Linked DNA regions of Homo sapiens: region 1 is linked to region 2. Evidence: read pairs that join two places in POLR2A ChIA-PET (ENCODE). Cell type or tissue: GM12878. All regions are shown on one strand. Links, peaks and the distances in the headings refer to the core of each region. The heading gives the core; the rest is flanking DNA.

What was found. Peaks named below come from ENCODE experiments on the same cell type or tissue, not always from the same donor. Only the 100,000 strongest peaks of a DNase experiment are listed, where the experiment ranks them.
Region 1: POLR2A ChIA-PET joins it to region 2 with 5 read pairs; 5 of 35 experiments call an interaction of 5 or more read pairs at or near these places.

Annotation. Positions count from the first base shown.
Region 1 is chr2:45,835,757-45,851,852 of GRCh38, forward strand. It overlaps PRKCE (protein kinase C epsilon), which reads left to right. Exons shown (of 15, transcript NM_005400.3): 2 at 7,244-7,307. Among named protein-coding and RNA genes, the nearest start is that of PRKCE-AS1, 170 kb to the left of the region's middle. RefSeq lists enhancers at 314-839, 1,381-1,450 and a silencer at 5,016-5,135. In GM12878, for the core only: no CTCF peak of the experiment used is centred there; a DNase peak (open chromatin) is centred at 7,649; H3K4me3 peaks cover 838 bases; H3K27ac peaks cover 2,363 bases.
Region 2 is chr2:45,688,465-45,700,975 of GRCh38, forward strand. The region is part of intron 1 of PRKCE (protein kinase C epsilon); the gene reads left to right. Among named protein-coding and RNA genes, the nearest start is that of PRKCE-AS1, 19 kb to the left of the region's middle. RefSeq lists enhancers at 7,338-7,417, 11,994-12,043. In GM12878, for the core only: no CTCF peak of the experiment used is centred there; a DNase peak (open chromatin) is centred at 2,847; H3K4me3 peaks cover 1,216 bases; H3K27ac peaks cover 1,928 bases.

The DNA.
Region 1 (16,096 bases), core at 6,418-8,917, 150 kb after region 2:
TTTTTTTTTCTTATTTTTTGTAGAGAGAAGGTCTCAGTATGTTGTACAGGCTGGTCTTGAACTCCTGGCTTGAAGCGATCCTCCTGCCTCAGCTTCCCAAAGTGTTGGGATTACAGGGGTGAGCCACCGTGCCCGGTCCTCATTCTTTTTTATTGCTAAGTAACATTCCATTACATGGATGTAGCATGGTTTGCTTATTCATTTACCTGTTGTTGGACATTTGGGACATTTCCAGTTTTGGGCTGTTAGGAATGAAGCTGCTGTGAACATTTCTGTATAGTAGATGGCTTCCCCAGTAAATCATCTCCACAACTCAGCGTACAGATCCAGTTTTTTAATATATTGAAGTAGTATAAGCTAAGGCCATGCATTCAATAAGCCAACATGTAGAAATCTGTATTGAATCCCTCCCATGTGCGGGACAGACAGGGTCCTGCTTTGCAGGGATGTACACTGAAGCCTGCATGTCTTTGCACTGCAGTGGAAGCTGTTTGAGAAAAACGATCTGCCCCTCCCCTTATTTTATGAAAGTAAGTGCTATTATAAGCCCATTAACAGAATAGAATCTTGAACATATTTGATTACATGTGTACTCTCTGCTTTTTGACCAGTCACTGCACACTACCAATAGAGCAAGTAGCAAATTTTACCCCAAATGAAGAGTCTTTAATTAGCTGCTAACTTCAAAATCAGCACCCCGCAGCTGCTGCTGAGTTGCTCATTGTATTGCCTCAATGCTTTCTGCTTTCCAAATGCAGAGCTGGGAGGACACCTGCTGCCTGAATGTCCCCTGCTCTGTCCAGCTGGCCTCTCCCATGCCAGGTGGGTCTGGGGATGGTAGTGTGCCTGCGGTGCCTCCAGGGGAGAGGGGGCATCAGTGAAGGGGTACAGGACTTGGGCAGTGGGCCCCCTGCTTTGGGAACCAGTCCCCCAGTCTTCTGTCCTGATGGTTCCCCGTCTGCCTCCTCCTTTCTCACTCTCCACCCTCCTCCAAGTAAAAAAGAAAAAGACACAGCAGTAGATTATCTAGGACCTTACTGGTGGAACAAGGGCAGTGCAAGCCTTCCCTTGTCCTTCTCATCCTTTCTGGATTCATCTTTTTCAGACCCTGTCCCTGTTGCCCTTTTGCCTCTCTCCACGCCTTTGTGCCTGACAGCAGATGGGAAGGGAAGTGAAACTCGAATTGGGCCTGTGTGACCTTTGTGGGCTGTCCCAAGGAAAGGTTTGCTTAGACATCTCAGGCAAAAGTTGAACCTATGGTTAGGAAGCTTGACTTTGTATATTAGACCTCCCTTCCCTTGAAGCCAATAACCCCCAACATGTAGGTGTACAGATAACCTGTGGATCACGGGGGGCTGACAGCAGCACATCAGCCAGCAGCCTGGAGATCAGCATAGGTGGAGTCCTCTTGATTTTGCTGTTGTGGTTGTCAGAACTCCTGCTGGGCAGGTGTGGTGTCGAGGAAGAAACATGAGACTGAGAAACAGGAGTTGAGGGAGCAAGTTCTTTTATTTTTTTAAGACGGAGTCTTGCTCTGTTGCCTAGGCTGGAGTGCAGTGGTGCGATCTTGCCTCACTGCAGCCTCCGCCTCCCAGGTTCAAGCGATTCTCCTGCCTCAGTCTCCAGAATAGCTGGGACTACAGGTGCATGCCTCCACACCCAGCTAATTTTTATATTTTTAGTAGAGACGGAGTTTCACCATACTGGCCAGGGTGGTGTCAAACTCCTCACCTCAAGTGGTCCACCTGCCTCAGTCTACTAAAGTGCTGGGATTATAGGCATGAGCCACCACGCCCAGTCTAGGGAGCACGTTCTGATTCTGCCAGTCCGGCTCCAGGGGTCTCATGCACAGACATAGGTGTGAATGGCACCTCCTGGGGTTGTGCAGCTGGTGTGATCTCACTAGCACACTGCATGATATAATGGCCACCTATCTTCCTTAACCCCAGCTTTCTCAGATTCTCAACAGCACTAATAATACTGTTACCACGCCTGTAATCCCAGCACTCTGTGAGGCTGAGGTGGGAGGAAGGTTTGGGCCCAGGAGTTTCAGGCTGCAGCCATGACGGCACCACTTCACTCCAGCCTGGGGCACAGAGCGAGACTCTGTCTCAAAAATTTTTTTTGAAAATAACAAAACTCGCTACCTTACAGATTAATTGTGAGAAATGAATAAATGAATGCGTATGAGGGGCTTTGTAAACGGCTGAGCACCACCCCAAAAAAGTCCCTAACTTTTGGCTTTTCTAAGATTGCCTTTTTAGGGCTTGATGTGGGTTGGGCTCTTCCCCATTGCCAAGTTCCTAATTCACATGAGAGGCACTCTCATTGCTGCCCAGACCTCCCCTCAGAGCACCATGGGGTGGTCAAGGTGTCTGAGGTATTGCTGTGCCTTCCAGGTCTGCCTGGGGAAGCCAGTGACACCTGAAAAGGGGAATGAGCCCACTCTGGGGACGGGAGGGTTGAAGGAAGGAGACTGCACCTCGGACTGGATTGTCAGAGGAGGCTCAGTTGGCCAGGCAGGGCTGGGGTTGTGAGCATGACTTGCAAGCTCTGTTGACCTCTCCTCTGTGCCCCAGGCTGACCTGGGTGAGAATTCTGGCTGAAAGCTCTCTAAGCCTGTTTTTTCATCAGAAAAGTAGAGAATATTGCTGTCTCACAGGAGATTAGATGAACTAATGCAGGTAAGGTGCCAACATGGCGTCAGAGGCACAGTAGGTGTCATTGCCCTTCTTTCATGAGTACCACACGTCCTCCCGATGCCCCCGAATACCCTGGGTATAGCCCTTCCTGCCCCGGGTTTCCCCCAGAAAGGGTGCATACAATACTCTTACCTTGGATTTTAAAGTACAATACTCTTACCTTAGTTAAAAAAAAATGTTTTCAGAGACAGGATCTCACTTGTCACCCAGACTGCAGTGCAGTGGCGCATTGCAGCCTGGATCTCCTGGGCTCAAGCAATCCTCCTGCCTCTGCCTCCCAAGTAGCTGGGACTACAGCTGCCTGCCACCACACCTGACCTTTAGCTCTTTATTTGATATTCACAACAACACTGTAAAGTCATCAAATGTCCTGGAATTACATGTAACAATACCAACTTTGTTGAGGAAAGTTTGTTATAGTAGAAATAACATTGGACTAAGAAGCAGAAGACTTGCCTTTTTCATGATAACTGCACCAATGATGACTATTTTATGCCGGTGCCTTTGCTAAGCACTGTGCATAGATTATCTCATTTAATCTCACAGCAGCCCCATTTCACTGACAAGCAGGCTGAGGCATACAGAGGGTAGCTGCTTGCTTCAGGCCACAAGGCCGCTAAGTTTGCTCTTACCCACCACGTGCAGAGTGTCTCCTGGGTGCTTAGTTAAAAAAAAAATTTTTTTTTTTAACTAAGGTAAGGTGCCAAGTGCTTTGCATGTATGTTTCATGGAATTTTCATGACAACCCATTTCACGGATGAAGAGGCTGAGAGGCTCAGGAAGAGTAAATAATTGCCTGAGGTCACTCAGCTGATAAAGGACAAAATGGATTCTGCCCTGATTTGACACCAAAGTCTGTGTTTGTCTCCCCCAGTTTGACTGCCTTGCTTCTGGCCCGTGCTGGAGGGGTAGCCAAGGCACCGTAGTGTGAAAGAGAATCATAGTCAAAGAAAATAGAAATAGTAGCTGGGAAGATGTGTTAAGTTGGGATATGAGGTCCAAGGAGGTTTGATAAATTAGGTTGCATCTGGGAGAACTGGGAGGAGCCTGGTGCAAAGAAGAGGCTCAGAACTAACCCTGGGAATGGCTGGGAGGAGGTAGCGAGTCTGCTTTTGTGTCACGCCAGCTGCCTGGTGCCAATGCAGACTGACAGCTTGCAGGGTTGTGCAGGGCTGGGCACTTACATTGCATCATTATCTGGACCATGTAATCGTGAGCAGAATTTATGATTAAACTAATTCAGCGGTGAAGTTGTGCCACACTCTTCACCATCTTTTATACTTGGTGACCCCTCCAGTCGTTGAAGACCCACCACCTTGGATGGATTCTCAGAGCTTCCTCGCTTGGCTAGCTGGGGCTTGGCTGGCGATCTGCGGCCATCTGCTCATGCTGCAAAGCTCTTTGTTGCTTTTGGCATGTTTAATAGCTTAATTTCTATTTTTCTGTTTGGAAATGCAGTTCACCAGCACGGAGGCTGCAGTGGGTGCTAAAATGCTTTCTGATTGCTATCTTGAATGTTAATATCCGAATACATTTTATCATAAATGACCTGTCCTCCCTGCCACGAGTTCTCACTCCCCTTTTGCAAAGATGGGCATGGTGCCTGCCTTTGGATAGGCCCCGAAGCCCATCTCATTCCTTTGCTCTCTCCCTCCCTGCTTTACACAGATAGCATTGTACTTTGCCAATAAAGTCCACAGTCGTGGGAAATCTTTGAGTTGGAGGATATGAGAAAGAGTTTCATTTTGCCGGCAGGGTTTAATAGGGATGATCTAATCTCTAAAAGGCATACATTATTTAAATTCCATGCTTTTAGGCAAGAGGGCCCCTGATATTTTTGACTTTTGTCAGGGAGAAGATTCTGGTTTGGCTCTATTCAGCAGAGCCGACTGTTGGTTTTCCTGTTTGTCATTCGCTGCAGGGGCTGGTGAGGGTCAGCACTAGTGGTGAGAATTCTGGAGAACATTTTCTTTACCCAGAAACTTAAAATCATGGACTCTTGGGGAGAAAGGAATGAGAAAAGGCAGCATGCGGAATTACCAGTTTGTTATTTGGTTCCCATCTGGATTTAAAACCGAAGATCCCAAACTCAGGTGAGCAGCTCCCCCGGGGTGCCCAGGGGGCAATGCAGGCCTGCTCGTGGCACTCCCTCACTCCTGTGCCGACGGAGCACCTCAGCTATCACCAGGGGCCTCTCCCACGAGGCACTGAAGAGTCTTGTGGGTGAAAATGAAATTTTGAGGGAAACCTTAAGCTCTCTCAACCATTAGAGGCTGAGTCAGGCAACAAGATGGGGTCAGGAGTGACTCTGGGAGCCTCCTGGATTGTGTGTGGGGTGAGACGTTGGGAGAGTTTGGAGAACACCATTCCAGCTGGTCGCTTTGTCTCATGGGGACATGTGGTGCTCATGGTATAGCTGCCTCATCTTTCCTCTACCCTTTTTCAAATGTCATTTTAGTAGAGATGACATGCCTGCCTTCCTTCCTGGGGACAGAGCCTTGGGAGGGTGAATGTTCCCAGAATAGACTCTGGAAGTTCTGAACACAGAGCCTTTTCCCACCTCCACGAGTGTGTGCTGGGTGTTTCCTAAGAGACAGTGAGCTACGAACTAGGGATGCAAATCTGGTTATCATACTTTCTGTCTATCAGGACAGAGAGGTAGATGGACAATGTATTACAACTTAATAGGAGCTGTATTAGTCAGTGTTCTCTAGAGGGACAGAATCAATAGGATATATGTATATATGAAGGGGAGTTTATTAGGAGAATTGACTCACACGATCACAAGGTGAAGTCCCACAATAGGCCGTCTGCACGCTGAGGAGCAAGGAAGCCAGTCCGTGTCCGAAAACCTGAAAAGTAGGAAAGCCGACAGGGCAGCCTTCAGTATGTGGCTGAAGGCCCAAGAGCCCCTGGCAAACCACTGGTGTAAGTCCAAGAGTCCAAAAGCTGAAAAACTTGGGGTCTGATGTTTGAGGGCAAAAAGCATCCAGCACAAGAGAAAGATGAAGGCTGGAAAACTCAGCAAGCCTAGTCTTTCAAACTTCTTCTGCCTGCTTTATTCTAGCCACGCTGGCAGCTGATTAGATGGTGCCCACCCAGATTGAGAATGGATCTGCCTCTCCCAGTCCACTGGCTCAAATATTAATCTCCTTTGGCAGCACCCTCACAGACACACCCAGTAACAATGCTTTGCATCCTTCAGTCCAATCAAGTTGACACTCAATATTAACCATCGCAGGAGCCATGAGTAAGATGTGTCTGGTGTATTGTGGGAACACAGATGAGGGGCTAATTAATTCTGACTGGGCATATCTGGATAGATTTCAGAGAGGAGGTGATAATTGACCTTGACTTTGAAGGAGGAGGAGATATCCACTAGACTGACTGTTCTGAAGTAATTCTTGCTAAATGCTTGCCTGCTCTTTGCTGGGGACAGTGAAAAAGGAAAAGGAGGGGGATAGTGGTTCCTGCCCTCAAGATATTCACAGCTTGTTGGGGAGAGAGCCTGGCACTATGAACCAATGAAAGCTCTGTGTAGACAGATGGGATTGTGGAGGCGGAGAGGCTAGCAGGGGGACTTGGTGATCCAGGGTTTCCAGAGTTACTACTCTCTTATAGAGAGAACACAGTTTCTGTAAGGATAGTTCAGTCCTTGCAAAGATGTCTTTAACTACAAGAGGCCCAGCCCTCTGGCTTTTGTCTCACCCAATTATTTCACCACCTTGTCTCTGTATATTATAAGTAGTTAGCTGGATTTGAGGTGGGGAGGGAGGAAGTGAGGGTGCCTGTGCTGTTTCTTACGCCTTGCATACCTTCCCTTCCCTCTTCCCTTCCGTCTTCTACACTGATTTCAGGTTCGTCAGATACTTTATCAGTTCTTCTCTGTCCTTCATCATTAAGCTGGATTCAGCATTGTTCCCCATTTTTTAACTCCACAATGAGATGATAAACGCCATAAAAGCAGGAGTAGTGTCTTCCTGCTTCTCTTATTTCCCCTGGGAGCAGTTTCTGTGGTATAAAGAACATGGGTTTCTCAAGACAGGCTTGGCATTGAATCTCAGCATTACCACTTACCTTGGAATTTGGGCACAATTTCCATATCTGTAAAATGGGATAACATAGGGCTTTCTCAACCTCAACATCATTGATGACATTTGGGGCTGAATGATTCTTTGTTGCGAGGGGTCATCCTGTGCACTGTAGAATGTTTAATGGTATCTCTGGCCTCCACCCACTAGCTGCCAGAAGCAGCACTCTCTCTCTCTCCAATCATGGCAAAACTGCCTCCAGATGTTTGCCAAGCATCCCCTGTGTAGCAAAATTGCCCCCAGTTGAGAACCACTGGGATGGTGCTACCTATGGGGTATGCATCAGTCCTCCCAGGTCTGCATCTCACCTAGCACTCAACACATTGTAGGTTGGTGAATTACATGGAGCTGTGTCTCTAGGTTTTAGCAGTTTGGGGTAGAAATGTTGTGGAACTCTTAGGTTGCCCACACAATGCACTAACAGAGTCACTGTCATTTTCTTAATTGCAGATTGATCTGGAGCCAGAAGGAAGAGTGTATGTGATCATCGATCTCTCAGGGTCGTCGGGTGAAGGTAGGAGAGCGTGACTTCTCATCCCTGTTTTCTTCCATTGGCCCTTTGCCTTCTGGGTCTCTTCTTTCCCCCCCTTGGCCGGAACACATTATAGTGACATTTAATTAATTGGCATCCTTTAAAGGAAAAGGTTATTTTGAAGATGCTTACGCCTGTGTACCAAAAGGGACCAGCCATCTGTTAACTTTGGTGGAGCAGAGGGAAGATTTTGGACTTACCAAGTGAGGCCAATAAAACGGGCGTTTTTGCACGCTGTGTGCAAGGCAGGCTTCAGTGGCAGGGCAGCCTCTCCCAGGAGGCTTGCGTGGGGTTTGTGTGTGTGTGGTGGGAAGGAAGTAAAACCAGTTGGTCTAACGGCATCCAGAAATGAAACGAATAAGGTGACAAACTTCAGAATCTTCTTTAGAGCTTTGATAGAAGTGGGACTTCTTTTACCAGTTCTTTACACAGACAAAAGCTCTGCTCTTAAAGAGAAATAATGGGGTGAGGGAACATCTGCTCCCCACTGACTGATTAGATGGCGTATTACACCCTCTTCCTCTTACACCCTCTTCTTTCAATCCTTTCTTTGCTCACTTAACTACACTTAAGACCTTTGAAGGGTTTGCTGGGTGTTGAGGACTGAGCAGTCAAGGGAAGAAGGGAAGCCTAGAAAATAAAACCTTATCCAAACAGGAACAAGGAGATAACAACCAACTTAAGCTCTAAGAAAGATTTGGAATTCGGACTGAAATGTAGTTATTGTGGCCTTCTTTTCTCTCCTACTCCTCCATCTGTGGGCAGGGGGACAGAACAGTTGGCTTTAATGCCATGGCAGGGATATTGGAAGACCATGTGTAGTTCCTCTTGGCAGTGAGAAACAAACAGTGTTTGGGGACTGTGTCCCAAAAGGAAAAATGGACACTCAGCTCTCTCAGCTCTCCTGCCTGGAACACTTGGGCCTTTCACAACATCTCCCCAGAATACTGGGGATCACAAGCTCAAAGTCACAATCCCACACACAGTCTCTAGTTTAAGGCTCAGTGATAGAAGGAAGGATTACATATTCAGTTAGTCAAATGATGTGCTTGACAGTGGTGCCTGATGATTTCCATTCAGCTAATTTATCACCCAATCTCAACAGGTATTCGGAAGAATTCAATAATTGTGTGTATATGGGGATTATAATAGAATTAGGCCCTCTTTTAATAGATCCCAATTATTTGGCATAGGTTTAAAACTTTAAACAGCCTTCCAAAATTGGTTGCTTACATTTCCTGCTCTTTATTGCAATTACATTTTGGCATTTCCAACTTCCCTTCTCTGCTCTCAGCTCTGAACTGCCCAGAATAGAACCTGTTGTAGAAGATTTGAGGATTTAACAATATTTCACATGAAATATTTAAGACCTACAAAAGGGCATAAAGACAAATTAAATGAGCACCAGTGTGCCCACCGCCCCAATTAAGAATTAGAGCAAGCAGTGAGGTGAAGCCTTGTCCTTGCTTTTAACATAGAAAGTGATCCAAATTCACCAGACTTGACTTAAGGTTTTGCAGTGTGGCCTCCTGATTCTAGACACTGGCGAAACATTTGATGGGCAAAATCAATCCCCTTTTTTCCTTACATAATCTGTGTGCAATATGATAATTAATTAAATATGTATTTCCTGTGCCAAGATGCTGAGCAACCAATGGGAGGCTGGGACTATTTTCTCTTTCTTTGAAAAGATAAATGACTTGCAAAATTATAGAAGACATCCTTTTTTACATTAGAGGGAAAGGAGATGGACAAATGAATGAATAAATAAATCAGAAGCAATTGATTTTTTTCTGCTTGCTTCTACAGCTTATTGCATGTGAATAGCCAAAGCAATTTTCACTGGGCTAAATTCTGAGTCTATTTTTTAAATCTCTTTCATCTAAAGAAAATAGAGTTTACTTTAGAAATGCTGACACATGCCAGAGTCTGAAAAGTGCTAGCATGTGTTGCTCTGAAGAAAAGAAGACATTTTTCTACTTTTTTTTTTTTTTTTTTAAATTGCTGTTCTTGGACTTGGGATCCTTTCTTTCGATGGTGGGTAGGACTTTCAATAATCCGTTCTGAGAAGCTGCTCTTGTTGTTTGTGTTATACACATCTGTTCTCCCAGTCCTGTTGCTGGGACTGTGAGGGTTCCTAGCCTGGAGGGGGTTTTGGAAGAGTTGAGAGGGCAAGGGGAGGCCCTAGAGAATGAGAAACCACAACATTTCATACCTAAACCACGTGAGATGGGTCTGGGGTGAAGCAAGTTGTCACAACCACCCTCCTGGATTTACAGACTGTGGACTAAGTATTTTTTTTTTTTTTTTTAGTGAAAATACCTAACTCTGCATTCTGTGAAAGGGAGAGAGTTGAAATGAGGCACAGCTGAAGTTTCACCACTCCATTATTCTGCCATCAAGCATCCCTTCAGCTCCCATCTCTCAAATGCTGCAGCCCCATCAATGGAAAAAAATACATTCATGGGAATTGCACAAAGTTTACAACACATGCAAATTCCAAGGAGCTCAGAGAGAGGTGTGGGGGTGAGATGGTGTGACTACACCCCCTTCTTCTAGGATGCGCCGAAGGATTCTTTTTCTTGCTCATATGCTGTTAGAAAGCCTGGGCGTTTACGTCTGCTGGAGCTGGAGCTAATGTGATTTCTAACTGTCTAATAAAATTCCACTGCTTGCATGTCCTGTGCAGTTCACTATAGTGGAATCTGGCCAGTGTGTGTTTTGGCTAAACCAGCCATCCTAACCCCAGATGTAAGGGGGTCAGGCTAGATGACAGTTAAGGTCATTTCCGGCCATGTGATTTTATCCTTTGGTACAATTTGAATAGACATCTGTCAGAGCTCGTGGCTGAGGGCTGGCTAATATGTACAGAAAAAAGGAGTTGCAAGAAATGGACTCGTTTGGTGCTAGGTATGGTGCTAGGCACTTTACCTACATTATACCAAGTAGCAAACCTGCTCAAAATGCTCTTATGGGAAGCTCCAGTCTCAGTCCATGTTTTACTTGCATCGTAAGTAATAATCACAGGGGGTTCTGGTAAGGGTGGCTCTCCAGGCTCTCCAGATGCTTAAATCAAAGCACAATTAGCCCAGGTAACAGAGGCATAAACAGCAATGTAATTCTCACCTGTGCAAATGATGGTTTCCTGCTGTGCCCATTTGTTAGTATTTCTTCCCTTCATATGATGTAATTTGCATATTATTTCTTATTCTTTCTAATAATGTGGCAATGCCCCATGATTCACAGGCTTACCGATGAGAGACGGTCGGCGCCTGACCTGGGGACTGATAGGTTCTTCTTCCCATGCCTTGCACCTAGGTGTCATGCTCACCTGGGAGAGTTCTTCAGCATCTAAACCAACAACAGCAATAACAAGTAGGCCCATTGGTATGTTTGGATCACCAAACTGTTTCTCCAACAAAATACAGAGGATACAAAGGAATAGGAATGATTTTTGCAACACGTACCTCACAAATGATGCAGATAAGTCAAGTTCTGGAGGGATTGCATATTGTGGAAGCAGAAGAGCAGGGAACAGGAGGCACCCTGTTTCTTTCTGCAGCCACAGGCTGAAAGGGGTCAGTCTTCTCTGTGGGACTCAACAGATAGAGGAGAAAGAGCACAGCCTTAGGAGTCCTTCAGACCTGGATTGAAATCCTGGCTCTAGTGTTTAGTAGCTTAGAGCCTCAGATTTCTCACCCACAACACAGGGATAATGGTTCCTATGGTAGGTGCTAGGCCAGGATTGTCATAAGAACAGTGCTTTGGTACAGTGCCCTCGCATGTAAGAGATGATCAGTAAATATCATGAAGCCTTGGAGACCTGAGGGCAGAGAGGTTGGCATAGCTCTACCCAGTGCCCTTGAAGAAGCATCTGGCAGGCTATTCAGGGAAACTGTTCAAGGACAGGTTTCTGACGCTGGGGTGGGACATGTTCACAAGGGCCAAGAACAGAGCCAGGTACCAAAGAGGCGACTTAACAGAGTAATCTATCTGGCAGGGACTGTGCGATTGCTTTCTGCACAGTTCAGGCCTTGCCTCAGTTTTGCCTATTGTCACTCCATTTATTCCTTATCCTCTCCCAAGTAAAGTAATTCCTGGAAGGACATTCTCTAGCATCCCTGAGCCACTCATTTGCATTCCGTGGCCCTTAATGCTAGAGGCTTCTCCTTGTCAGAGCCTGGGCTTGTCCCATCCCTGCTTAGTGTGGACCATAGCATGTGGTCCCCATCCTCTCACCAGCCCTTGGGTAAAAGGCCTTTAAATATTTGAAGACAGTTTTTCAATATCTCTTTTTTCAGGCTGAATCAATCAAATCCCTTAACCTTTCAGAAGGGATATTTTAGAAATCTTAACTCAACTTTGCAACCTCTTCTGGACTTTTTTCAAGTTGCACAGGCAGACGTGATCAAACCAGCTTCGCTTGGTTCTGAAATAATAACATGTGTGTAGAGCTCTTAGCTTTACCAAGTGCCCAGCAGTATTACCTCCATGTGGGAGATGGTGAAATTGAGAGGTCAGATGATGTGCTCCAGGCCAAAAGGTTGATTATGAGACCCTGCTGGGTCCAGACCCCAGGCCACAATCCAGGTCCTGCTTCCATTCATGGCCCCAGTAATGAGTTTGCCACATGGCAGTGATTCCCCACTCCACCCCTGGTTCGATCTTTTTATTTTAGTTCTCTTCTTCAGAAAGCTTTTTATAGAAATATAAAGCCAAAGTTCTTAGCTTTGAATCCAAAGGTGACCAGAGTCTCCTTCATAAATAAGCAGATCCCTTTTCCACTGTGTTAGAAATAAAAGCTCTTTTGGTCCGAGCTCAAGGTTGGATCCTTCTCAGGTTGTCTGTAATGTGGATCCATGGCTAAGTCTTGGTCTGAAACTAGACCTGACTCAAATCCCAGCAGGTTAATAATTCTTCCTACTGACCTGCCCTCCTTGCTAGAGATGTTAGTTTTGTATGTGAAGACTCTGAGTCCATAGCAGGCATTAGAGCAGTACCTCCAGGGCTGAAATCAAAGTGAAAGGGGTTTTTCTCTTGAAACTCTGTCTTAGCCAGTGGGCAGGATACATATCGACGGGTTCTCTCAGATTCAAGCCCCACTGGAGCTTCAATTCATAAGAATTTTACCTCTTTTCTTCTAAATTCTACGTTAATAATCCAATGTCTTCTAGTTAGTAGAAAATTAAAAAGAACCATTCATTCAAATGACCAATAGTTAGCAATTCATTTTTTTTTTCTTTTTTTGAGACGGAGTCTTGCTCTGTCGCCCAGGCTGGAGTGTGGCAGCAGGATCTCGGCTTACTGCAACCTTTGCCTCCTGGGTTCAAGTGATTATCCTGCCTCAGCCTCCTGAGTAGCTGGGACTACAGGCATGCACCACCATGCCTGGTTAATTTTTGTATTTTTAGTAGAGACAGGGTTTTGCCATGTTGGCCAGGCTGGTCTCGAACTCCTGACTTCATGTGACCCACCCACCTCGGCCTCCCAAAGTGCTGGGATTACAGGTGTGAGTCACTGCATCCAGGCTACCAGTGCATTTCAACAAATGTGCCCAGCTTTGTGTCTGTGCTGGGTTTGGGGAATGGAGAGTGGAGAAGGAAGTAGAAAATGGGAGATGGCATTCACAAGAAGTGTAAAACCCCTTTGCCTTCAAGGAGCTTGCAATTCAATTAGGCACCCTAGACTTGCAGGATGAAAGCATTAGAGAACAATGCAAAGCATTGTGTGTTTGATTAGGTGTTACCAAGAGTTCTCCAAGTAGGAATAAGTCGGGACCAGAATAACCCAGGAAAACTTCAAGAAAGAGGCAAGGCTTGGGTTGGAAAGGAAAGGATAGGCAGGCTGGATTGGCAGGGAAGAAGTGGAGAGACCATTGTGAGTGGAGGGAATCATGTCATCATTATCAAAGACAGCTTTGAAGCTCTTATTTTCGGGGATGGCTGGATAGACAGGATAAGTTAAATAGATGCAGTGTGAGCTCTCTAGGAGCATCCAAACAAAGGCAGTCGTCAGTATTGCAGGCAGAAATTTTCATGCTATGCAAGCAAGAAAATGAAATGCCTTAAATGTTTAAACTGTCTGAAGATTGAAGGCAGTTCCTTCTGGGTGTGACTTCTGGGTCAAGTCTTTCTCTCACCATGACCTACAATGGGAAGGAGTGTTCTAGGTCAAGTTTGGTCAAGTCTGGGACACTGGGCAGAGCACATTTTACAACTATGACACTGAGGCATTTAGAAGATCAAGCCCAGGTACAGGCATCCCATCGTGGTCTTTGTGGTCTCTTTTCTCGCTTAGCAACCTCATAGAGTCCCATAGCAATCCTTCTGCCATCCTCAGCATTCTCTTCCTCTCCATCCTTTCAAAAGTGCCCCAAAATCAAGCCCAGATACTCCCACGCTTTCTCTTTTCAAATTCTCTTCAGTCTTTAATAAGAAATGTCACTTGAGAGGTTAAGGAGAGCCTCCAGCTTCCCAAACAGGGGACCTCAAAGCCAGACACCAGCTCCAAGGTGCTGATCAGGCTCCCTCACATGTTGTGCCTTACGCAATAAGATCCTGATCCTGTTCACCACACAGACTCCCTAGACATGCATGGACATGTCAAATCCCCTGGCAGTGCACGGAGCCCAGAAAACAACAAAATAACAAAATCCAGATGTTCAACAACATTGATCTTACAATATGCACCCCACGTTACCACACCCCACCCCGGCATAACTTCTTCCTGTGGCTGATTCTCAGACCCAGGGAGCAAGCCTCTGTGTCTTGGGATTTTTGGCTCTATTTTTGGTCCTGATGGAATAAATTCTTGTTCCCAGAAGTGACTATATGCACCAGATGAGACCAAGGGGATCAGCTGGAAAACAGTGAGCACCAAGCCCCCATCAAGGAGTTTATAATGTCACAAAGAGACATCGCTAAGATGCTTGATGAGACATAAGCCAAGAAACCCTCATTTCCTTCCAAATAGCCTCTAGATGCACAGCAGTGCCTCTGAAATGAATCACCCATGGTTAACAACGCCAAATGCCAACCATTAGCAGATGAGAAACAGAACTGAATCTTGAGTGTTTGGAGAGCAGAGCTCTTTTGATCACAACTAGAGCCTCCTTCCCCTCTGCCATTACAGGAGCGTAGATATATATTTCCTTTTGACTGGTGTGCCTGTCTTACCAATAAAATAATTGAAGGAAGAATAGTTACAGTGAAGAAATAAGCTTATTGGAAAGGTGGATTTCTAATAGATCCTTGGTCAAGAAGTGGGTCCCACATGACCTCTAGTTCTATCTCCGTTGTCTTGCTGTGTATCATTTCTGTGTCCTATAAAGAAGATTGTTTCTGGAAATTCCTGTTTGCAGCTGAGATCATACTGGCCCAAAATGGGTTCTAATTTAATCATTTATTGTTGTTGATGTCTTCATGATTTGGCTTAAAAGAAAGGGTATTTCCATTCATTTAACCTAATTTAGAGTTGTCTGTCTTTCAGGACCTATTACTTTATTCTTTTATCCAGTTGAAAATGGCCAGTGCTAACAGTTTTATTGATTTTCCTTATTACCTAGCTTTGTTGAAACATGCATGTTTTCACAAGCAAGTGCATTCACCATTTTTAATCGAGCTGTTGACACTGGGGCTTTTATCTTCCTCCTTTATTTAAACCTTTGGTGTGAGCTCATAGGGGCCAGTGTAGGGGTGTACATGTGCCCAAGTGCACACAGGTGAGAATGAGTGTCTCTGAATCACCTATTCTGTCTCCCCCTCATCCTCCATTTCTTCAGTTGGAAGCATCATTTATTTGCTTATCTAATATATACGAGGCCCTGGGGATGTAGAGCTAATGAACACAGTGCCTGCTGTCAGGAAGCTCATGCTCTGCTAGAAGGAGGCAAGCAATAGACCAGTAAGCATCATCGTGTGCTTTAGCTGTTGGGTAGCTACTGGTAGGGCAGGGTGCTGTGGGACCACCAAGGAGCCTCCCTTCTGTTTGCAGGCTCTGCTGTGAGTAGGCAGTCAGTAAATGACAGCCACAAACACTTCCACGTGATCACTGATCCACATGGCAACCCTGAAATGCAGGTACCAACAGTTATCCTCTTTCCTTGGTTGAGGAAATAGTGCCACGGCCCACTGAAGATTCATTTGAACAGGAGATAAAATAAAGAGGGACTAGTATTTGATTGACCACAATTTGAACTTTTCAGGAAGACATGTGATGTATACATTGACTCATTCAACCTATGGCTGTTAGGCACTTTCTGTATGCTAGTTACTCTTCTCAGAACTGGGGGCACAGAAGTGAATAATAGAAACAGAAATTCCTGCCCTCATGGGGCTTACATTCAAGTGGATATGCTTGTGTGTGTTTGGGAGGGGTATGTGTGTGTGTTTGCAGGTTGTCTATGCAAGGATACACAGCAGATTGAGAACAGTGGCTGTCTCTGGGGAAAGGAAAGGGAAAATTTGGAAAGGATGAGACATTTCTTGTCAAGCTTATTATTTTGTTTTTCTTTCCCATGTATGTGCATGAGCTATTAATTTTTTTATTACTTAGAAATTGTGAAAAAAAATTGAATTATATAGAAATGTGACCATTCCCATTCACAGAGTGACTTGCCCATGGCCAGAGGCTACAAGAGGCTCCAGCAAACCCTGCCAGAGAGGAGTGACTCACTGAATCCACAGACCACGTCTAATGGCAGGGAACTCCACAAAGAATGCTCTCCGTTCATTTATTGCTTGATAGACACCTCTAATGTATAAAGGGCTATG
Region 2 (12,511 bases), core at 1,554-4,053:
AAAACAAACTCTAATAAAATAACCATTCTGTGAGTTTATAAGTTGCACTGGCTAGAATTTAGCAAAATGAAAAGAATTTAACTTGGATGAATATATTATGCCTAAGGAATTGAGCATCAGTCTGGGCTTTGTTAATGGTGAATGCCTAAACCACCAAATGATTCTGTTGTTTTTGTGGGTTTCTTGAAAGAGACCAAGTATTTAGACTCTCCCTGACTTATGTAACACTTCAGCTATTGCATTGGTAAGTCAAGAAAAATAAGGAACAGAGAACAGGTTTGAAATAAAGCTTCCTATCTGGGTTGCAAGGATACACTTTCTAATTATTTGTTATGATAATTTTATCAATTGCACCTACTGCAAGTGCTCCTTGTCCTTGGATCAATGTGCATTAGCCAGAGACTCTCTTATCAGTAAGCTTCTGAATTGCCTGTATGAGGCACAAATCGTTGGTTGCTCATCCACAACATAAGAGACTTGATGTTGGCCTTTTGGGAGCTCATGTTTCAAATCAGATTAGAGCTAATGTGGCCAGAACATAAGAACACAAGGAAAAATGAACAAAATGTTGTAGGTATGAATGTGCTGTGGGGCGTGCTTTGTTTAAAGCAAACCTCATAAAAGAAGAGCAGGGTTAAAGAAGCCTATTAAGTTAGGGATCACTTATTTGCTTTACAAGAAGGGAGGGACTTAAGCACAGCTCTTGTGGCACATTCGGAATAGAATTTGACTTACAAAAAAGTCTAGATCACAGATTCCGAGTTGAAAGCATGTCATATAAGTGAGATAAAGAACAGTGATGCCTTATTTAACTGGGGAACAGATTTCAGGTAACCTTGGGTAACCAGAACGTGATCATGAATCAGAAAGTGCTGTGGAAGAATAGAAAGAACTGAACTGAACTGAATGGCCAGGGGTCCGGCCTCCCACGACCCCCAATCCCATTCTCTATACCTTGTTTCCTATTGGCGAAAAGAAGGTATTAGACAGTTTCAAAGTCTCTCCCCTTGTTAAAAATTGATAATGTAATCTATCCTTTATTTGTTTTTATATATTTTATATATTTATATATTTGTAATATTTAAGAAAAGATTTAATTTAATAAATATACATAGCAAAGCATTCAAACAGTGAAAAAGTAAATGCTTAAAAGTTTGTTTTCCAGCCAGGTGTGGTGGCTCACTTCTGTAATTCCAATGCTTTGGGAGGCCGAGGGAGGTCAGGCATTTGAGACCAGCCTGGGCAACATGGTAAAACCCTGTCTCTACTTAAAATACAAAGATTAGCCAGGCATGGTGGTGTGTGACTGTAGTCCCAGCTACTTGGGAGGTGGAGGCAGGAGAATCACTTGAACCTGGGAGGCAGAGGTTGCAGTGAGCAGAAGTCACACCACTGCACTGGTGTGACAGGCTGGGTGACAGAGCAAGACTCCATCTCAAAAAAAAAAAAAAAAAAATGCTTGTCTTCCCCTTATCACAGACTCCCACTTCCCTCTCTAGAGACTAGTTCCTTGGATATCCTTCCAGAAATACTCTGTGCATTCTATAAACTTATGCATATGTCTTTTGGAAACAAACAGGAAAATCATGCACACTATCCTGCTTCTTGCTTTTGTTACTTACCAATTTTGGAAATTGTTATGATAGTCTCATATTGATCTGCTTTCTTCTTCTGAAAGACTCTTCAGTGTAGTAATCCATAGTTCAATACTTAGTTGAACTAGAATCTTGGTAAATACTTCATTTATTTCATAAATCTTCTCTTCAGTTCCCTGCAGCTCTAAATTTCTATGACTGTAACATCTAAGTTAAAAAGATGTCTGAGATGTCTGAGTAAGAAAAAAAATAGTTGTTGCAAATCACATGTGCTGCTTCTCTTGGGGGATAAAGGCCCATTTGTTCTTGGTCCCTGACCACTGACATGTATGGTGCAAAGCAGGGGCTGAAAACACTGGTCCATATGTCAGCAGAGGCAGGGGGCGAAGGAAGCACATTTATTCACAGTGGAGACAGGCCTCTTGCATTGTCAATTTTACCCGTGTGAGAATTGTTGTTCCTGTTGGTGACTGGGTCACTGATAAAAGATTAAATCAGATTGGAGACAAAAACTGCACTGCCTTTTAAAGCAATATATACATGTAAGAGGTTTTTCATGTTTAAATGTTAAAAAGTCATTTGGGGTTACAGATGAACCTCTTAAAGAGAAGGCTGTGTATATCGTGTGGGAGCTGGAAGAAAGGGAGTTGTAGAATTTGAGAGGTAGAAGGTTTGAGTGATTTTCCCTCTCTGTATAATGATCTGAAGTGAAGAGACCAATGTACTTTTTTAGGGCTGGACTGGGGCACCAGTGGAAAGGCAATCATAGACCATCCAGGTGCTCCCAGAGTTCCCAGAGTTTAGGGACAACTTGGCATGGGCCATGCTGGCTTACTCTGAAGCAGATACAGCACATACCTTAGGGTGCCAGCAAAGTCAGGGCACTGCAAATTTATTTTGGAAATAGTTTTATGTTTAATATTTACCAAAAAGCTTCAAAATAGCCATCATGGGAAAAGCCTGAACTTCGCTGGATTTCTTTCTCTTATGGCTTAGGATTAGATTTATTTAAAATTACATACATGGGGAGCATTAAGTTTCAGGACTAAGGTTCTAAAAGCTGTAACCAGGCCAGAATGGGGCCTTTGGAAACCAGCGAGCTGTGTCCGTCAGTGGGCTGGGCGGTTCTCCATTACAATCTGTGCAAGGAAGAATGAGCCGTTTGCATTTCCGTGGCAGGAATAGTCATTTTGCCACCCTCAGATTTGATTTCCTCAGAGGAACAGGCTGGGTGCACCTGTTGCTGGTCTGCAGTGTCTCCAGAGAGACTGTGGATTTTCACTGTGACTCATGAGAATTATTTATGGCCACCAAGCTGGTGGACACCAGCAGACTGAGTGACGCAGGCTCAGGGAGTGTTTCCCCTCTGTCCATCAAAGGTTTTTCTGGAATGCCTTCAATATATTGGTTTTTAGCATTTGTGCAAGAAAGAGAAAAGAGAATAACTAACTGTCTGGCACATTCAGTAGTGTTCTTCCCAGTCCATTCATTCCTAAAAGGCTTTCAGTTCAGGCATCCGCTTCGTTGACTTGAAAGTGCATCAGTATCAATATTGGCATCTTATCATTATACTCCACTTCGTGTGTGAAGAGAGACAGTTTTTATCAGCCTTCCCTCCCCACGCCCCCTTTAATGAATCTAATTTCTGCTGCTGGTATTTGGTATTTGAGGTCATTAGCTCAGTGGAACAGAGCCCTGTGCTAATGAGTACAAGGTCACAGCTTTGCATGGAGGCGGCACTCTTTCCTGTAGCGGACACCTGCAGGCCCAGCCAACTGCTTTGCCAGCATTTCCATGAGGCATGGGAAGCCAGGTGAAGAGGGTACAGGTGGCTTAGAACTCAGCCCATCTTTGTCCTTCTCTGGACACAACACACCGCTCTGAGGTTCTACTGACTATGTGTCCGTTGTTCTATCTTAGGAAAATGATAGTTTCAGTGTTAATAATAACAGTCAAGCTTCAGAGGTTATTTTTTTAAAAAACCTTCACTCATGGAAAAAGTTTCTTGGTGTGGATGGTTCATTTTTGTTCATGAATTCACCAAGAAGTTAATGAGTTTTAAGGGCTCTATGGACAGTGAGGAGTCTACAAAGGTAAATAAGATGCAGCTCCCACCTGTCTTAGTTTCCCAGGACTGCCATAACAAAGCACCACAAACTGGGTGGATTACAAGCACAGAAATTTATGACTCTTACTTCTGGAAACTAGAAGTCCTAAATCAAGGTGTTGGCAGGGCCATGTTCCCTCTGAAACATGTCGGGGAGTTTTTTCTTGTCATTTCCACCTTCTGGTAGCCCCAGGTACTCCTGGGCTTGTGTTAGCACCGCTCTGCTCCCTGCTCTGCCTTTACAGGGCCCTTTTCCTCTCCCTGTCTTCTCCTCTTCTTATAAGGACAGTCATTGAATTAGGGCCCACCCTAATGACCTCATCTGAACTTGATTACTCTGCAAAGGCCATATTTCCAAATCAGGTCACATTCATCAGTACCGAGGGCTAGGACTTCTACATACATTTTTAGGGGACACAATTCAACCCATAAAACCATTTGTCCTCAAGATGCTTCCAATTCAGTGAGGGAGACTGATGGAAAAGATGATGGAATCAGTGCTACAAGGGGCCGGAGCACTGTGCTGAAGAGTCCAAGGGAGGACACACACACACACACACACACCCATGCACACACACCCCCACACACACCCCACTCCACCCCACACTAAACACACATCTATCACATGATGTAGAATCGGTCCATTCTAAATGCTCTGTGGGTGAGTTTGCCCTGGCATGTGGGCTCGAGGGATGAGTGGAATTTTAGTTGTAGAGAAGTGAGCCGTGCAGGGTGTTTCAAGCTGAACCTGAGCAATGTCATGGATGCACTTTTGGTCTGGCCTGGGAAGGAAGATGCTTCTGGTAACAATGTGTAAGGGAAGGATTGGACGCTGGAGACTTGAGGCTGACTGAGAGATTCTGCAGGGGGCCAAGGTGGCTCAGGAGGCCTGAACTTGGAAGTGGTGGTGGGATGAGAAGTCAGGAACAGATCCTGAGGAGTGCGGGGTAGGGGAGTGAAGTAGGTGGGAGGTGGCAATGGATGGGTGGGTGGGAGAAGGTCAGAGGCGACCCTCAGACTTCCTGAAAGGGCCGATTGGGAGAAAGGTGAAGACTTTATTTAGGCAAGATAGGGGGTTCAGGCAGAGAGTAAACTTGAAAGGAAGATAAGTTTGCTTGTAAAGATGTTGAATCTGAGATCATTAAAGCTCCAGTGTAGATGCCCAGCACCAAGTGAGAAACTCGAGATTAGCATTCTGGAAGAGAGGCCAGGGCTGGAGGTGAGAATGGCAGTGTGATGGTTGGAACCATGGGGGTGGCTGAGGTGACCTGGAGAGAAAGTGGACAGAAGAGAAGCAGGGCAAGGCCCAGGTTTAGGGAATGCCCCGAGGCATGGGTAGGAGATGGTGCAGGCCGGAAGGGCAGGGAGGAAGGTCGAGAGGAGATGGTCACCCAGCAGGGCTGGGTCCTGTCTTGAGCTAGCTGAAAATAATGGAAAATGAGGAGGCTGTCGGATCTGACAGCTGATGTTCTCTCTGAGAGGCTGGTCTCAAGAAAACTCTCCACAAAGTGACTGGGGCAGAATCCAAATTGCAAGAGGTTAAGGAGAGGTAGAATAAGGCAGTCGGGGTGGACCGTCACCCCTGAGAGGTTTGGCAAGGAGAAGTGAGAAGGCATGGACATCTGAAGAAGCAGGTTAAAGAGAAGGAATTTTTAGTTAGGGAGGAAGATAGAGAGGACAGTACATTGATAAGGCGAATTCTGGAAAAGATGGCAGGTCCTAGGATCCATAGCAGGGAGAGAAGTTTGACTGAGACTTAAGGGAAGTTAGGGAACAGATAGGGAGTCGTGGTGTGAAAGAAGTCCGACTCGTGTGGAAATGTTTAATCCGTGAGGGTCACTCTTCCAGCCACCTTAATCCTGGGGGATGGAATTTTTGACCCGTGGACACAGATTTTGTGGTTATTTATTTCTGCTGTATCCTAACGATATGAGGATGAGAGGCTTACACCTCAGCTCCAAGAGCTTCCCATAGCTTCTTGTGGCCATTTCCAGAACTAAGGGGAGCTCTGGCATTCTAGATAGGCTTTCTCTAGCGTCAAGTATTAAAGCCAGGTAAAATGTCTCATCTAGGAAACGACAGTAGGAGCCTGAGCTGGAAATAGCAATTATTTTCCCTTCATCACCATCCAGGGGAAGAACTATGCTTTGCCCTCGCCCCTGCCTCTCTCTAGATCTGAATTTTTGGATCTGGATATGGATGATGGGCAGAAAAGTGAGGATGGGTTCAGGGAACATGGAGTATATGACTTCAACCCCATGCCACGTTTATTGGGTGCCAAAGGTTTCACTCCAGGCCTTCCCCATCTAAGTGCTAACAGACACAAGAGGAACAGGTTTCCTGTCTTCATGGAACTTATGTGGGACTAACAGCCTGTCCTATGCTAGTGGGCAAGACAAGAATTCCCTGGGAAATGCATATGAATGAGTTGTGTGGTTGAGGAAGGAGAGGCAAAGTCAATGTTGGTTAGAGTGGCTGAGAAAGGTTCAGGGAGGACATGAGTGAGACTTCGAATGGTGGGTGGATTGGATAGATGGGTAAGACATGGAATAGCATCTTGGGTGGATGGCCAATATGCTGGAAGCAATGTGGTGTGTCCATGAGACAGTAAGACTGGCAGACTACAGGAGAGTGTATCTGGGGGTGGATGGTAATCAGGTAGGACAAACCTGAAATGTGGAGGGTTTTAAATATCAGGCTGAGTAGTGTGGGCTTTTTCCTGAGAGTGGCTGAGAGCTACTAGAAGTTAAAGAGAAGGGATCACATGAGGAGATCGGTGTTTTGGAAAGAGACCTGCCTCTCCCTTCTCCTTCAGTTTGGCTATAAAGAGCCAACTGCCTCATGTAAGATGCATTGGTCCTGCCCTCTGCCCCTGTGAGACACATACAAGGTGGCAGTTCCTTCTCCCTGTTTTTCCTGAGTCAGGAAACTTTCTCCCAGCAGCTTGGATGTATTCCTTCAAACTGTACAGAAGGAAGGTTATTGTAAAGTTTGAGGAGGAAAATCTGTTATTCAGTGTTTCTCCTTTTTTCTCTTCTTCTTGACTTTGGTCTCTTCCCCTTAGCCTCTAAGGATCTTGGTGACATTCCTTTTTGGATTTTCTCTGTTCCCGCGATGATTTTAATGAAACCATCACCACCCACAGAAAAGAACCCAGAGTCAGGCTGGAGGTAGAGAGGTCAACTTCATTACAGTCTTTCTTTCCTTTTCTGCAGGGAGATGGTGTATGTGTTAGATAAATGTACCACCACTTCACCAAATAACTACCCATCACAGAAATCCTTGAAGAAATCCTAAAATAACAATAATAGAATATGTATAATAGGCTGGGCATGGTCGCTCATGCCTATAATCCCAACACTTTGGGAGGCTGAGGTGGGTGGATCATTTGAGGTCAGGAGTTCAAAACCAGCCTGGCCAACATGGTGAAACCTTATTGCAGCTAAAAATACAAAAATTAGCCGGGTGTGATGGTATGTGCTTGTAATCCCAGCTAATCAGGAGGCTGAGGCAGGAGAATTCTTGAACCCGGAGGCGGAGGTTGCAGTGAGCTGAGATCACGCCACTGAACTCCAGCCTGGGCAATGGAGTGAGACTCCGTCTCAAAAACAAAACAGAAACCACTAGTAGAATATGTACCATGCTTGTAGGATGCAAGGTCTCATGGGGAAGAGGGTGGAGAGCAGAAAAAAGAAACAGATTTTAACGTCAGGCTGACAAGAGTTTATTGTACACATCAGTGGTTAGAATAATTACTTAAAATTTTTCTTTTTTTATTTTATTATTATTATACTTTAAGTTTTAGGGTACATGTGCACAATGTGCAGGTTAGTTACATATGTATACATGTGCCATGCTGGTGTACTGCACCCATTAACTCGTCATTTAGCATTAGGTATATCTCCTAATGCTATCCCTCCCCTCCCCCCACCCCACAACAGTCCCCAGAGTGTGAGAAATTTTTTTTTTTGTAGAACAGGGGTCTCTCTGTGTTGCACAGGCTGGTCTTGAACTCCTGGCCTCAAGTGATCCTTTCACCTAAGCCTCCCAAAGCAATGGGCCTATAGGTGTGAGCCACCACACCTGGCCGAAATAACTTTTTTAAATTATAAAAAAAGGCTTTATTTCTATTGAATACATATTTACAGTCTTTACATATTTACATATTTAACAGGAATAAAGCCTTTTTTTATAATTAAATAAATTATATTGCCAGGGCCCCAAAAGAGCCACCTTGTTTTACAGGTCCCTGGGGCATTTGGCAGGAGGCAGTGGAAGTGCACCCATCTCCTGGCCTGCTCACTTCGAGTTTCCCTTGAGGAGTTTTGTGTGTCTTTGCCCTGATCTCTCCATTTTACATTTTGGGTTTGGTGTTGGCCTCCCCACAGGGCTGTGTGGTGGGTGAAGCTGCTACTCAGCTTCATCTTTTCACTGGGTTCGAAACAGGCTTTTCTGAATAAGCAAAATGCATGACGAGTAGCTTTGGAGTCTGTGGCGGTAAGCGGAGGCCCAGAAACCTGATTCTCAGTTTTCCTACCCAGCTAGAATCTTCTCATGGGAAGTTGAGAATGCTGATTGTCACATTGTTCCACAGAGTGAAATCTGGCCACCATGCGGCCTCTCATCCTGATAACAAGCTTTTCATTAGACTTTTAGACTCACTGCAGAGCTCAGAGGCTTTGAAGCCCTGGTGAGGACCTAGAAGTGACTGCTGGGGACTGTGTTGATCATGTGACTGGTCTCATGACCAGAGCCCCCAGTCACAGACCTGCTTTCCTCCCAGGGCCCCACACCCCACTTCCTTTTTATTCCAGGTCTTCTTTCCCCCTTGGCTTTTGTACTTGCCACCAAGGCCCATGTTTGGTGCAGAGCTGAAAGCAAACCTTTTTGTGACTACATTAATGTCCATGGTAATATTAAAGATTATCCCCTGATTGGAAAAGGTGGATGTTGTTCTAATACTTAGGAACATGCCTCCAAATAAGATGAAATGCTCTAGTGTAGCTGACAGTGACTGCATCGTCCTTTCAAAGAGTCCATGCTCTACCTGGGAGGGCCTGTGTAGGTGAAGAGGGGGCGCACCCCACTGGCTGGCCTGGCCCTCCTGGCTGCCCACATTCTGCTTGGCTCTGGTCCGGAGGTTTTATGGGGGATCTGGAGAGCTCTGGTCTGGCTGACGCTGTTGCCCTCTCTGCCTCTTAATGGCGCTCTGACCTTCTATTGTTTTTGGCCAAAATATGAGTGAAAATCCATTTTATTTATTTAGCCAGGACAGATAAGGACTAACAAACAAAACCAAACCAGAGTGGAAATGGCAACCCGAGGCTCCCCAGCAAAAGCAAAGAATTGGAGGGACAGAGAACAGGCTCTGCTCTTCACTCAGGGTGGACTGGTTGGCATCTCTATGTGGGTGGCATCTCTAGCTCTTTCTTTTGTTCCGGCTCTGATTACCTCCCTCCCTAGGTGACATCCCTGCAGGTGCCATCTTCACCTGAAGGCCCTTGGCTCCAACCTGCCTCTGTTCCCAGGAGCTTTCTGGAAGTTACTTCCTGTTTCACAGCCCCTCTCTTACTTTGAGGTTCCCATTTCCAGACTGAAAGGACAGACTACCTCTGCTGACCACCCCAATTTCCAGCAAGCTTTTTAAAATGGATTAGCACCTAGGGATTCTTGCAGGCAGGTGGAATTTATCCCCAGATTCTTTAATTGGATGTAGTTTTTTTTTACATTGGAAGAAATTGAGAATATTAACACTCTTGCACACATCTTCCTAGACAGGGTGAATGGAAAGCAGCCCTTTGACAGAAGAAAGACAGAGACCAGTTTCCAGTGAGCTCCTGAGGGTATGTCAACTCCATGTAGATTTATTTTCAATTTCCAAGCAGCTAAGATTCTAGTGGACGTCAGTTTGTGCTGGCTTTATTTTCACAAATGCTCCATTGGGTGCCACATGCGAATGTGGCTGTTGGCCGCAGGTTAGGTGGCACACGCTCATTTTGTGGGCAAGTTCTGGAAAAGTGGTTAGCATAGGGTTTTGCAACGTAGTGATCTACTTTATAGATTTATATGTAAGTACCCAGATTGGTGGTAGGTGAATTTGGTGGAATCATTTTCTACCAGCATCCTAAAATCATATTTAGAATTGTATTTTAGCAAAATGAATGTAGTCTGGCTGGATATAAAACAAAAATTTCCAGTTGGGGGTGAAAGTGAAGGGAAGGGCTATTTAGAGGGAGTGTCCCCAGCCGGTGGGGACCTGGCTCCCTGGGGGTTGTGGATGGGGGTATAAGAGGCTCGATTTTGCCCATCTCTGCTAATGATGTGGAGCTCCAGTAAACAGCAAGTTAATGGACTTCCCAGATATGTGAATTTCAACAGCTGTTGCAAACAACAGTGAGCACAGAAAAAAAAATATATGAAGGAAGAGAGAAAGGAAGAGGAAAGAGAGGAAGAGAGGGGGAGGGGTGTCAGCAATGGAAGTAGGAAACAACAAGGATGAGGTCCAGTTTTTAAAATCCAGATTCTTGTATCTGGGCCTGATTGCAAATGCCATGTATCCTAGGAAGCCATCTGGAAAAACAGCCAATCTGAGAATGCCCTGAGGGTGGCCAAGGACAGACTTGTGGAGGGAGTTGTCTGGATTTCCTAGGGCTTGGTGTGCCTTTAGAGGGGAGTAGAACAGACTTTTGATATAGAAAGTACATGTGGTTACCCTCCCTTTTGGGAGAATTAACATCCATGGACTTAGAAATTCACCATCAGTAGTAGGTTAAAATTTATGTATTGCCAAGGAGTGGTAAGAGATTACATCTTGTCATCTTGTTTTAAGACTCTTTATAAACTAGCCCCTAGTTTTTATTTTTTCTAGCTTCGTCTATTTCTATTTTTAATAGACGCCTTATACCTCAGGCAGGTGGGGTGGTTTGCTGTTCCCATAATATATTTTTTTCCTTCTGCTTGGAAGCTCTGCCTTGTGCCCCCAACTCCCTCCTGTCCTCCTCCCTGTCTGCTGTTCGTCCTTAGCAGGCAAAGGAGGGGCTCCCCCTAATCCCCAGAGGTGTCACTCCCTGCAGGGCCCAGCAGCCTTTTGCACGGACCTCTGCTGGGACACTGACCCCACTGCCTTCTTGTTATGTGTGTCTTTGTCTGTAGCTTCTCAGAGTTAAGATGCTGAAATATTGCAGTGAAGTAGGCCTTTTTCTTTCTCTGTCTCTCAAGTGACTCAAATTGTTTCGCTGACTTGATCAGAGCTCAGTAAAGGTTGGCTGAGTCAGAGTGAATGAGTTAACCATGAGTTACAAAGTGAAGGAATAGCCAGATTGCTTCCTCTGTGACACCACACAGAGCCCGTCTGTGTGGTTGAGGGGCCGCTGGTGAAGGATGAGGGGCACCAGCCCCCATGCTGTGTGGGTCACTGTAGACATGGCTCTGCTGTCATCTGTACAGAGGCCAAACTTGTTTTAGCCTTAATAACTGTTTAAAGCTGACTCCCAAGGAAACCAGTCTTGTTTTTTTATGGTCCTGGAGGATTTCAGAAGCAGATCTGGAGATGTGTGTGCACAGGGTAAGGTGGTAAAGGTATACAGTTGGGTCCTTAGAGAGCAGTGGCTTAGAGGAGACTGTGCTGTTGCTGTGGGCTGATGCGGGAGGTGTGATTCTCTTGGAATCCCGGAAGGCACCAGTGTGGATGCCGCCGCTTGTGTCTGATGAGTGGAGAAATGGGTGCTCGTTTTGCACACTGATGAGATCAAGGAAGTGTGGGGAGCTGAGGGGTGCAGGGGGTAGCAGGTGGGGTGATAGCTCTCTGGTTTTCCTGTGATTTCTAGGTGTAAATTGGGCTGTTGAGGGGAGGCAGTGGCCAGGCCCAGCCCACCAGTGGAAGGCAGAAGGCACGAGCCACAAGATGAACGGGGGCAGTTAACTAACCAGGCCGCCTGGGGTTGAGGATGAAATGGGTACCTGAGTTTTCCTTTTAAGTAGCAGAGGGCTAACATCTGAGGCCCTGCCGGGAGCCAGGGTCTCGGTGGAGAGGTGAGAACACACCTGGGAGCAATATAGAGAGGTCTTTTTTCTTTGCAGCACTCGAAGTCTGATGGCAAAGAGAGACATCTATGAAGTAACCCCCAAAGAAATGGAAAACTAAGGGTGGTGAGGAGGGCAGTGAGGGAGACATAGATGGTAAGCAGAGGTCCTGGGTAGGGGTTTTTGAGCTGGTCTAGGAGGTCAGAGAGGGCTCCTTGGTCGGTATGCTTGAGCTGAGAGGCCAAGGAGGACAGGATTGGTTCGGTGAGGAAGGGAGAGAAGTCTGAAGCAGAAGGAACAGTAGAAGCAGCCCGGCACTGTCATTCTTTGATGTAATAAATTTCCTCCAGATATTCAAGTCTGTGCTTCTGCTTGACTGAGGATCATCTAGGAAATGAAACTAAACTTGGCTTCGACCTAGACCTTGTGTGACCTTGAGGTCATCACCCTCTCACAGGTGGGTGCTATGAGTTGAAGTGTGTCCCAGCAGAAAAAGACATTGAAATCTTAATCCCCCCGTACTTCAGAATGTGACCTTATTTGGAAGCAGGGTCTTTGCAGATGTAATCAAGTTAAGATGAAGTCACTGGGGTAGGCTCGGATCCAATATGACTGGTGTCCTTATAAGAAGGGGAAATTCAGATGCAGAGGCAGATGCAGGGAGAGGGCGGCCCCGTGAGGACAGACACAGAGATAGGAGCTGTGCTCCCGTAAACCAAGGAATGCCTGGGGCTCCCAGAAGCTGGCGGAAGCAAGGAAGGACCCTCCTTTAGATGCCTTGGAGGGA